3 separate regions of the Homo sapiens genome follow, and regions 1 and 2 are each linked to region 3. The links are chromatin loops, found by intact Hi-C in ENCODE. Cell type or tissue: tibial artery. All regions are shown on one strand.

The links. Peaks named below come from ENCODE experiments on the same cell type or tissue, not always from the same donor. Only the 100,000 strongest peaks of a DNase experiment are listed, where the experiment ranks them.
Region 1: a loop joins it to region 3, with 2.7 times the contacts of the local background. A loop is called at or near these places in 4 of 110 quality-filtered maps.
Region 2: it touches region 3 in a loop (3-fold over the local background); 9 of 110 quality-filtered maps call a loop at or near these places.

What each region holds. Positions count from the first base shown.
Region 1 is chr9:115,339,253-115,343,252 of GRCh38, forward strand. All of the region lies in intron 4 of DELEC1 (deleted in esophageal cancer 1), which reads left to right. Among named protein-coding and RNA genes, the nearest start is that of DELEC1, 200 kb to the left of the region's middle. In tibial artery, no CTCF peak of the experiment used is centred here; DNase peaks (open chromatin) are centred at 1,230 and 2,369; H3K27ac peaks cover 2,814 bases.
Region 2 is chr9:115,034,459-115,038,458 of GRCh38, forward strand. TNC (tenascin C) reads right to left here. Exons shown (of 28, transcript NM_002160.4): 20 at 3,803-3,922; 21 at 1,640-1,783; 22 at 746-876. Among named protein-coding and RNA genes, the nearest start is that of TNC, 82 kb to the right of the region's middle. RefSeq lists an enhancer at 928-2,127. In tibial artery, no CTCF peak of the experiment used is centred here; a DNase peak (open chromatin) is centred at 1,537; H3K27ac peaks cover 4,000 bases.
Region 3 is chr9:115,512,713-115,516,712 of GRCh38, forward strand. No RefSeq gene overlaps it. Among named protein-coding and RNA genes, the nearest start is that of DELEC1, 370 kb to the left of the region's middle. In tibial artery, no CTCF peak of the experiment used is centred here; no DNase peak of the experiment used is centred here; H3K27ac peaks cover 4,000 bases.

The DNA of each region.
Region 1 (4,000 bases), 170 kb before region 3:
CACACACACAGTTTATGCTCTGTTATATACTGCTCTGATTTTCTGTATCTTTCACTTTTTGCACTATCACAACTATAATAAAATATTTGAATTACTATCTATATAATGCCCTTCTCTCCCATTAGTCCATAAGCACCAAGAGACAAAATCCATGTCTGCTTTCCTCACTGTGGTATCTTTTGAACTTATCACAGAACCTGGAAAATACCAAGTTATAAACATATTCTGAATGAAATAATACAAACGAATCAATGAATGAATGATGGATAAATGCAGTGTACTATAATAATGATGTAAGGAACCACTTCTAAGCACACAGAAAGCATAAGACAAATGTTCAAGACACACATGCACCTGTAAAATGAGTCTCTGATCAGGATAGCTGCTCCAATCATGGGACATTAGACACTTGGTCTTCCTGAGAATTACTCATTGGTAAGCACTTTACAGTTTATGAGCTTCTCTCACTTGCATTATCTCACATGATCCACCCAGCAGTATTGAATTGGAAGAATTATCAGTTCCAATTGCAAATGAAAAAAAAAAGAAAAAGGCCCATGGAGACATTGTAATGACCCAAGGTGTCACAGAGACTGAGTGGGAGGGTTAGCATTTTTTTTTTTTCTTTTTGAGATGGAGTCTCGCTCTGTCACCCAGGCTGGAGTGCAGTGGCACGATCTCGGCTCACTGCAAGCTGCGCCTTCTGGGTTCACGCCATTCTCCTGCCTCAGCCTCCCGAGTAGTTGGGACTCCAGGCGCCCGCCACCACGCCTGGCTAATTTTTTTGTATTTTTAGTAGGGACAGAGTTTCACCATGTTAGCCAGGAGGGTCTCGATCTCCTGACCTCATGATCTGCCCACCTCAGCCTCCCAAAGTGCTGGGATTACAGGTGTGAGCCACCGCGCCTGGCCAGGGTTAGCATTTAAATCCATGTTTTTAATTCTGAAGACATTTTTCTCCATACCTTGATGTCCTTCAGACAGATAGGCATTTACTAAGCACCGACTCTGCTATGTGCCAGGGATATGCAGATAAAATTGATTCTCTGTATGGACGCAAATAGATAAATAGACAGAATGGGTCCATACCTAGTGTGGAAGGAGTTGCAAGGAGTGGGCAACTTAGTCGGTTCTAGGACTGGCTCGAAGTCTGGAACCAGAGGACACAGAGCCAGGCAGGGGCAGCACCTCCCTTACAGACAGGGCTAATCCCTGGCAAGTCAGGGCTGTGGAGTGCTTGGGGAATGACCTCAGAGACAGACAGGGAGGGCCCTGGTCTTGCCTGCTTAGCTGCCGACAGTCCCAGATCCTAAGGTGGCCCAGTAACAGCAGGGGGACAGGGGGACCTGCCCTCGGTCCTCAATTTTTTCATGGTCCTTGCCTCCCTTCCAAGCCCCTCTACTATCCTGGCACCATTTCTTCCTGGGCACCTAACGCAGACCTCATCCTCTGTCCTCTTTAGTTTTTATTAAAGAGACAGCTGATGAGGACTTAGAGTGCTACCCCTGCAGAGGAACAGAGAAGGGAGGTGTGTGGTGAGAAGAGGTTTGGTCAATGTGTGATTTTTCTTGCAATGCCCCTTTATCAACCTGAGGTAAGGGCACTTTGGGTACTTTGGTTTGGGTTGAGAAGATAATTTGGGATATGTTGGGTGAATGATTTGAAATGAAGCAGTCAGACCATTTAAGAACACGGGCTTTGGAATCAGAGATCTGAGTTCAAATATGAGTTTCACTGCTTCACTTCCTGATTATGCCACCTCAGGCAGGTTACTTGACATTGCTGTGTCTCACTTTTATCATTTGCATCTGCAAAATAATTGTCCTAAAAACCAATTCATAGAGTTGGCTCAAGGACACAGCTGGTACCAAGTGAATGATGGTCATACATGTATGTGTGTGTGCATGTGTGTGTGTGTGTGTGTGAGAGAGAGAGAGACAGAGAAAGGGAGGGAGGAAGAGAGTGTGTGTTTTTGCATATGACTTAGCATTTATTGAGTACTTCTTTGGTAGAAACTATGCTAATTGTCATGTGTATATGATTATCTGATACAGATTTTATTAAACCCATTTTACAGATGAGAAAAATGGAAGCTCAGACAACTTAAGTAATTTGACTCAGGTCAAATGGCTAGAAAGTGCAGACCCAGGATTTGAGATTTAAATCAGGTTTCTTGATGCCAAAGCACCTGCGTATGGGTAGTCTTTCTAATACACAGCAAAGTGGAAGCTGTCTCTCTTGACCTTGAGCCACTCCTTGCGGCAAAGTTTCCAGTTAACATGAAACCCAATCAGATTCCCCAAAATAGCAGCCTGTTCCTCTAGGGAGAAGAGGAGCCCCACCCAAAGCTTGCTCCAGAGTCTTGGAGGAAAGAAAAAGGAGGGAGCAGAGAGTCTTGCTTAAAAATGTGACACATATTTTCCAGGAGCTGCCTCCAGGCCTGGGATGGAGATTCTGAGCATCATGATTTTAAACTTTTTACTTAATTTTTCATTCTTGCTTCAGGCCTGGGCAAGCTGGACTCTCGAGTCTTGAACAAAAATGGAAAAATAAGGGCTGCAGTTGAAATCATTTCACTGTGCCTATTTCACATGATGCTGCCTGCAAAAAATATAGCAAACAAGATTCCTCTGTTCAGTTTATCTCCAGAAAGAGGGAACCTGCATGGAGAAACTGTAAGGAGTGAGAGAGAGGTTTCGGAGAAAGATGAGCTTTAGCTTTGCAAAGGTGGGATTTGTTTTGCACAGTAAATTTCTGGAATTATTTCATTTGATTTCCCATTGTTTGAGTGTACTGGGTGGTACACCTTGTGCTAGGCACTGGAGGAGCTCTTAGAGGATTTAAAGAGTCATAATCTCTAAGTGATATGAGTAGTGGGGTTTGTTCAAAGAAGAGAACTAGCAAAGAGCAGGGCATAATGAACTAACTATAGGTCAATTTTCTCCTCTTTCAAGTCCTAGTTTAAACACAGAATACAAAATATGTCTTTCAAAATGATCATCTTTCACTAAAGGAAGCTGATTAAATGTACAGGTGCAGCCTCTAGACCTTCCTCACATGCTTTTCTCTAGCTGGAAGCAGAGCAATGCAATTTACATGGGCACTGTGATCAATTCTTAACATGGGGATTGTGAAGCACTCAAAGAGACTTGATTGGATTAAAGACTGATAAATCTTTCCTTTAAGTTTTCTGAAAATGATAAAAAGAAAACAAACAAACAAAAAAAAGAAATAAAATCTACTCCATCTTCCGTGAACGTGGAAATAGCTATAACCCTGAACCACAGACTTTGATATATTCCTACTTAGCACCACGAAATCTTGTTATGGACCTGAAACTGGGTGCAGATTTTCCTAGAAGTGCCACAATCCTCAAAAGACCATTCAGTGGTCCTTTGATTAAAGTAGAAGAATTTAAAATTGTGGCAAGCCATGGAAGAAGAGAGATAATGCTATAAAAAACCACTGGTCTGGAGATGGACGCTATATCATGATATTTGTAACTGATTGTGATTTAGCCCACCTAGATGGTCACTGCATCTCTGGGGAAAAGAAAGGTGGAGGATGACATGAAAATAGCGTTCACCGAATGACAAGCCAGAAGGCTTGTGTATACAGAGATAGCATGGAAGCCAAACTGATCTTCCAAATACCTAAACCAGAAAGAATTGACAGCTGCATGCAGGAATGGAAGGGTTAAATTTGATAAAAGTGTTCTGGAAAACAAACTTGCAATAAAAATGAATACTGCCTTTAAAGAACTTCCCTCCATCTTTGACTTCTGCACTCCTCACTCTGCACAATATTGTTTAGTAAATACTTTGTCATGTTAAAAAGAATTATGAGCAAGAAATAAGAACAGAAGTTTATGCATAGACACTGAATAAGCAAAGCAATGAAAAGCAAACAAAAGAACACACATCACTGGAGGAAGAGTTCTAGCAAATAGTTTTCCAGTTCCTGACAGCTTCAAGAACATTAGGTCACCCTGATATCTCTT
Region 2 (4,000 bases), 480 kb before region 3:
CAAACTCAACAACAGCAGCAAAACAAAGAAACTTGTAACAAACACTGTGCAGGATATAGAATAAAATACCAGCAACATATTCTTAGAGATAAAGAGATGATGATATAGGAAGCACAAACAAAATGCCAGAAAAAGATCAATGTGTGGAGAACAAGCAAAAGATCTTGGAAATATAAAGTGAGATAACCAAAATGAAAAATTCAATAACAAGTTTGGAAGGTAAAGTTTAGGAAATCTCCTTCGCTTGTTTGAAGATCTAAAGTTATTTCAAATTAAAAGGTAAAAGAAAGAAAATTCTTGGGTAGCGAATATAAATAATATAAACACTGGATAAAAATGGTATTAACAGTTGATATCATAAGAACACGGTGAAACATATTACAATATATAATATAAAGATACCATCTGTGAGATAATACATATGGCAAACATGCAGAGAAACCTTTTGGCCTTTGTTCAACAAAATATTAAAGGATCAAGATTCCAGCTCCTAAAATGTCCTCAAGTCTTGTAAGCAGTGGTTCTTGATCTTGGCTGCCTATCAGAACTGGAGTCTGGTTAAAATGAAAGAGGCTGGAGAGTATGATTCAGAAGGTCTGGCATGCCATCCAGTCTCTACTAATTTTTTTTTTCAGCTCCCCAGATGCACTGGGGTAGAAAAACAGCATCAGGTAATTCTTCCATACTTTGAAGATCATGCAAATGCTTCAACTAGCATTGAGGAGTTGTTATATACTTAAAATACCTTGACTGTGCCATCCACTGATTCATAGACCAGCAGGTAACCGGTGACTGATGCCCGGGGGGGTCGCCAGGTAAGGAGGGCAGTTTCCGACTGAACCTCAGTAGCAGTCAAGTCTCTTGGAGAATCGAGGTCTGGAGAAGACAGGATGATTAATATCGGATAAGATCAGCAAATGTAGGGCAGAAATTCGGGCTGGGTATCAAGAAGACTGGGTTCAAGTCCTTTCCCTACCACTGAACTACGTGACCTTTGGCAAGAACTTCCTCTGTATAAATAAGGTGGTTGAGCCAGATGATCTCCAAAGACAAATTCTCTATGGTTTATCTCATCCTAAGGGCTGGATGTTTCTAACTGGCCTTGGTTGGATTTAGAGAGAAGTATACAGCTGTGAACATCATTATCAAGCCCCTTGTTTCTAAGTAAGAGGATGGATGAATGCTAATATCAATACTCACCCTGACAGAGAGGATGGTTCCTCTGTTTCCCTGCTTGCTATAGTTTGTAAAAAGCTCTCAATGTATAGAAACCTAACAAACATCTAGGAAAAATTGCCTAAAAAATATGCCTCTTCAAAAATATTTTCCTGCCTGGAACGTGGATCATTAAATACTAGGTTTAGGGCCAGTGGGAACTGTTTTTCCACTTACAAAGCCCTCCTCTTAAAATCTTTTCCTTCCCCGTGGGGAGACCAAGGTCATTTCAGTTCAAAAGGAAATAGTGTGTTTCTTCAGGCCTTGACTGAGTGGGCACTGGTGAATTTAAGTGATGCTGATGTAATCACATTGCAAGGCCCTGACTTAAGAAAGAAGAACTGGCTAGCGGTTCCTGTTTAAGATGCAGGCTGTGGGTGGGCACCCCAGAAGGGAGAGCTTCCAGCTCTCAGTGTCTTTGTACCTGTTGTGAACTTGGCAGTGATGGTTGAGCTCTTCTGGGGCCCTTTCTCTGCAAAGATTCTCAGTGTGTATTCCGTGGCAGGCTCGAGGTCGGTCAGAGCATACTCCACTGTGTTCCCGGACACCGTGCGTGTAATTTCTGGCACTAAACATGAAATACACATACCAAGGCAGTCACCTCTCACTGTCTGAGCCATGAGTGGGCTTGGCAAACCACATACACACCTCCTTCGAACATCGAAACTTTCAGTGACCCTGCGGAAAAGCAGGTCTGATTTCTGAAATGACTCACGCTCTCTTTCTCTCTCTTGAGCACTCACCTCATACGTAAAGGATTTCTCATATGGAGACTTAATTTTTCCAGGCCCCAAATCAGAAGGAAGGGGAACTGGGGGTCAGGAGATTTTTTTCCCACATGGTACTGGCTGGAATCGCTTTGCCACTGAGACCGAGGTAGAGGACGGTCGGAGGGGACATCCCCAAGCCTGCTGCCCATGCTTAATTTGTCCTGATGCATGCTCTCCTCTCTTTGTCACTTTTTCACATGCCCTTTTATAATTTACTAAGTGTCATCAAGTCATTAGGCTGAGGGGTCACAAAAACTGGACAGCAGTAGCTGCACCAGAGCCTGGCCACTATCTCTCAGGCCTGCTGGGTCATGTCCAGTGGTGGAAAGCAATACTGATCACATTGCTTGGGGGCATGTGTTTATTTCCTATTCACAGGTGACCAACCATCCTGGTTTGCCAGGGACTGCGGGATTTCCTAGGTGTGGAACTTCTGGTGCTAAAACTGAGACAGTACCAGGCAAGCGGGGACAAGTTGGTCAACTTACCTCATCATTTGTGAGCACCACCCCCTCTTCTGAACCAAGCCCCTTGTTTGCCCTGAATCTACAATCTCCATGGTTCCCATGAACTATACCTGATTCATTTTAGGTGCAACACCATCTTTCCTGACTCAGAAGAGTTTGCTCACAGGGACTATTTAAGAATTAAAGAGTAAAAAGAATAAACCCAACATCCCTCCTCCCCATCAGTTCCCCACCCCTACCTGTGCTCTGTCCTCAAAAAGACCTCTCTTAGTTGGTTACCATAACTGAATGAAAATTTTCAGAGGCTCCAGGCACAGACGCTGGTGCCTGCTCATATTGTCACTGAGAGCAAAACAATACCAAACCATAAAATATGAAACTTACCTATACCTGGAAATTGAAATTACACAATTATTTCTAGAGTAGCTCATTACAAAATGGAGGGGTTCATTGAAAAGCACTCTCTCTTTCTCCAGTCTCTTACTTATATTTGATTTTACTTTCTGGCAGCTGTAGTTTGCTGGTGCTCTAAACAAGTGTTTAATCTGTCAACTGGGTACATTAGCACTGATGGTTGCCAAACAAGAAAACATTTCTGTTTTATTTATTTATTTATTTTTTATTTTTATTTTTTTGAGACAGAGCCTCCCTCTCTCACCCAGGCTGGAGTGCAGTGGTGCGATCTCGGCTCACTGCAGCCTCCGCCTCCCAGGTTCAAGCAGCTCTCCTGCCTCAGCCTGCCGAGTAGCTGGGACTACAGGCATGCACCACTATGCCCAGCTAATTTTTGTATTTTTAGAAGAGACGAGGTTTCACCATGTTGGCCAGGCTGGTCTCAAACTCCTGGTCTCAAGTGATCCACCTGCCCTGGCCTCCCAAAGTGCTGGATTACAGATGTAAGCCACTGTACCTGGCTTAAAATTTCAGACTTTTTAATTAAATCTGCTAAAACTAGCTTCTTTTGTGGTCTCTGAAAAGTTGAGACTGCTCAGTATGGCCTGAAGCGGTCTGGTTAAGATTTTAGATTCTGGTTTTCTTCTTTGTAAAAGATGACAACTGTTTCCTAAACGGGGTGTCTCACACTGGTAGGCAGAGATACTAACAGGAGAGGAGGAATGGGCCAGGAAAACATGTAGAGGCTGGAGATGTATTTTTATTTTTATTTTAAATGACCTACCAGACTCCCTTGAGGTTTCAGTTGGGAGCCACATGAACATTACTGGCCTTTTCAACCTACCCATGCATTTTTATCATCCTGTACCAAATGTGGCAGGGAGAAGAGCGAATGGGAAGAGTTTACAGCAGGAAAGACACTCCTTAGAGTGAGGAGAGACTTGGACAAAACCTTACCTTTCTCGCCTGTGTAGGAGATGACATAACTGTCCACAGTGGCAATGGCTGGCTGCCACCTGGCCAAGGCTTCTGAGTCAGTGATGTTGGCTGTCACCAGGCCAGATGGGCCATCCAGAGCTGCAAAGAAAGATGGTGGACAGGAGGGAAGTCATTGGGTGGGACATCAGACTCTAGCTGCTCTGCTGTCCACACTGC
Region 3 (4,000 bases):
AGGCAGGCAAAAGCACTGCTGTTTAGATATGTGGCTCCTTTAGGGTGGCAAATTGAAGACAAATTCCCTTGTATTATTTTCCCTTTCCTGGATATTTAGCCATTTCACTCTCAGGGAAAGGGAGGATCTTAAGAGAGGTACAAGTGGACTGCAGTCCCAGGAGCTGTAGCTTGTCTGGGGGGAGAAGCACAGAGCTGCATGAACAGGGCCTTGCTCAGGTTGGCATCACTAATGTGTAACCCGTTGCATGGACATGTAATGTGGCATTAGTAATGTACTTACTGCACTGCCTGGCACACAGTTGTGCTCATGAAATATTTGGGGTATGAATGAATGAATAAAGCCTTTGACAATGAGGAGTCATGGGAACACGTCTCCTTTGTTGATGCTGTCTCCTTCTCCTTTTTCTTTTTTTGGTTATTTTCGCTTTGGCTAGAGAAACTTTATAACATTTTTCCCCTTTCCTTTTCAGTAGCTGGTAGGGGTGGGAAGACTCGAGGAGGTCCAAGACTAACTGTGAATGGGCCTGATTTCCAATGATCCTTGCAGAGTGCTGACAGATGTCTGACATGAGAGTGAGATTGAAGAAGCTGCCAGCTGGAGCCAGTAGCCAACCTCCTTTTCTGTGGAAATCTCCATAGATGGTGGCAGATCAGATGTCACCGCATACAGGCTCTACGCTCTTTCCTCTCCTCTCATTACCCCTCATTTCTCCAGCTCACATCTCCTTCTACCCTCTATCTGCTTATTCTCCTTTGCTTATGCTTTTTCAATGAACCATTTTTGTACCTTTGCTTTGCTCAATTTCTTCTTGTACTCTTTGGACCATTATTTCTCTTTTTGGCCTAGAGGATCTATAAGAAACTAGGAGTATGGTTGAGGCAACATGACTTGATTATAAATCTCATGCTTTTGAGAGTTCAATTTTTCCACCTGTAGTGTAATTTCCTTCTAGATTTAGTTTCCTCTCATTTTTGAATTTTATTATAGTTTATCTTTAACAGAAATATAATGCAAGTTCATTATAAATGAAATTCAGAGAGGCATAAAAGAGAAAAACTATAAAAATCATCCAGACAGGGCAGCTCTTTATGTATTTGGGGGGGATATTATTCTTCTAGTCTTTGTCTGCTTTTTACTATTATTTTTCCTTTTGGAAATTAAGGGCACCAATCACTTCATATTCTTCCTTTTCAGGCTGTAACTAGTGTAAGAAAGAAGCAGGAGTGAAACGTGGAGCTAATAAAAATAGAGGCTCGATAGTTTCCAACTTGTGAGGCTTCTTTATAAGGCAGAATTGGAGAATGTGGCTGGGAACTGAAGTCAATTGTCCTCTGATAACCTGACCAGCAAATCTATGCTTCCAGACCTACTGTGAGGAGTATTAGATCTGATTATACTGCACTCACCTCACTACCTGCATGGAAAATAGTACTTGCCTTAGAAACACAGAATAAAGAGCAGGGGACAGAGGGTGAATAGCAGGAGTTCAGGCTCACCTTTAGGCAGCTGAGCCTGCCCATCTCCAGGTGTTCTTAGCCTTTGAAATTAGGAAAACCAAAGAGGAATCCAAGCCCTTCTTTCAGATGTTTGAGGCAGAGAAACATGACTGCCTATTTCCAAACTTTGGTACAAAGTAGCCTCACCCATTCGTACAAGTTTGAGTTTGTATTAGGAAAGAACCAATCAGGAAAACAGAAACCAACTAATCATTTTAATTATTTAAAAAAAATTTAACATGTAGAATTTAATAGAAAAAATTTAATATAGGAAATCTAATGTTGAAGAAGTAAAAGAAAAAAATAGCAAAGGGATAAATGAGGTAACAAAAGGAAACTGTAGAAAGCAGGGTGCCAGGGTTGGGGAACAAAGGGAAAAGGCTGGGTTTCTCCAAGCATAGGAGTATAGAGGAGTGGTCCTAGTCCCAGGCACAGGACTGTGTTGGGACTTCAGGAACTTGAAGGAGGGGCTGCAAGGAGTGATGACTTAGATTTAGAGCTACAGATGCTTATTGGGCACCCACAGGTCTTAGTAACAGGATTTAAAAAACAATCACATCAATTAAAGAAAACAAAAGCTGCCTCTGCTTGCCAGAAAGAGATGGCCCCACATAAACAAGACTGTATTGTCTCACATCCAGAGGTGGACAGAGACAACCAGGGAGGTATAGGTCATGCTTTACTTTTTAAAACAATTTAAACAGTACATCATGAATATACACTTATTTAAATTATTTAAAGTTTACTAAAATCCATAGATGAAAAAGTACACGTTACCTTCTGCTCACTACTCTAAATAGACTTCTAGGCCTTTTGGTGAAAAACGTATACATACACACATACATACATATACATACACATACAATATACAGTATGTAAATGTATATTCATGTAATTTGGAGTTCCTTTAGACATTAATGGGATCACAAAATAGGAAGACAAGTGCATAGATTCTTTTTAATAATTTTCACCCAATATTATTTATCAGAAAATTTCTATTCTTTGTAAAGGCTGCACTGTTCTTACAGGAAGAATCCTTTCAAATTAATCTGATCTTTTTTCCACTATTGGACATTCAGTTTTCCATTTTTCAGAGTTATAAAAATGTTACAGTGAATATTCTTAGGCATATATCTTTATACAGATGTGAAAATAAATCTGAGGATAGTGCCTAAACTAAGTATTTGATAAAAAGTTAAATGCAATGCAAGTTTTTAATAAATTCTTCCAAAAAAGTATTGGTATAAATTATCAGCAGGTGTTCCTTTTTAAAAATTATCTTACCATAATTGATTTTTTTAAATATTTCTTAGTACTGTCATTTTGATGGGGAAAATATCCCATTGTACCTTCATTTTTAATTGTTTAAACACATAAACTTTTTAATGTTAAAGATTAAATTCATGTTATCTGTAAGAAAATGATGTTTAAGCTGTGTAATAACAAAATATTATTTCTTTAACTTTCATATTAAATCAGACAGAAGCTCTTTGACCACTTACTTTTTGTAGAGATCGGGAATGGGGTCTCACTACATTGCCCAGGCTAGTCTCAAACTCCTGGGCTCGATCAATCCTCCCAACCTGGCCTCCTAAAGTGCTGGGGTTACCGGCATTGGCCACTATTGCCTGGCTTATAGACCAGTTACTTTTAATGACATGTTATTTCTAGAAAGGAAAAGTTACTGGTTTGAATAACTTTTCAGAGGATTATTTGTACAACTTGAGGGCATTTTTAAAAACAACTATTAAATATAACACACATTCCTTGCATACAATTTTTATTTTCCAAGAAGACAGGTTTACAGAGAAATTTAATGGATCAGTAAGAGATATTTCATAGCTACCTGAGATGGATTAGGATGAATCTGACTGGGATGAATATGCTTGCGTGCCTCTACCTTTTTCTATCATTCCTTATTGACCTTCAAGGCAACTCGATGCAAATCACCCACTTTAAAAATCTTCTTCCTGAGACATTGTGATATTTTTCCCAAATGAAGTTTGCACTTCCTATTACAACCTCCATAGGATGTTGACAGAACACTTGTATAATAATTTGTGTCAATTCCTGCTATCTCTGCTAGAACATAAGCCTAGACAAAAGCCAGGGTGTCATGGTCTGACGTGCTTGGCGCTACATCCCTAGCACTTAGCACAAGGCATGGGGCATATCATAAATTTTGTAATATGTGATGAGTGACCTGATTTTGTGAAATGAAATAAAACTCTCCCTTCTACAAAAGTGTCGAGGACCATTGAGATGTTGTATATGGTTAAAAGTATAAATTTGCTAAGAGGGCAGATCTTATGTTAAGGCTTTTTATCACAAAAGAAAACAACAGCAGCCGCAGCAACAACAAAACCCAAAATAGAACCAAAGGGATTGAGATGAAAGCTTTGGAGGCAATGAGTAAATGTATGGCATTGACTGTGATTGATGGTTTCATAAGCGTATGCTTATCCGCAAAAACATCACTTTGTATAAATTAAATATCCAGA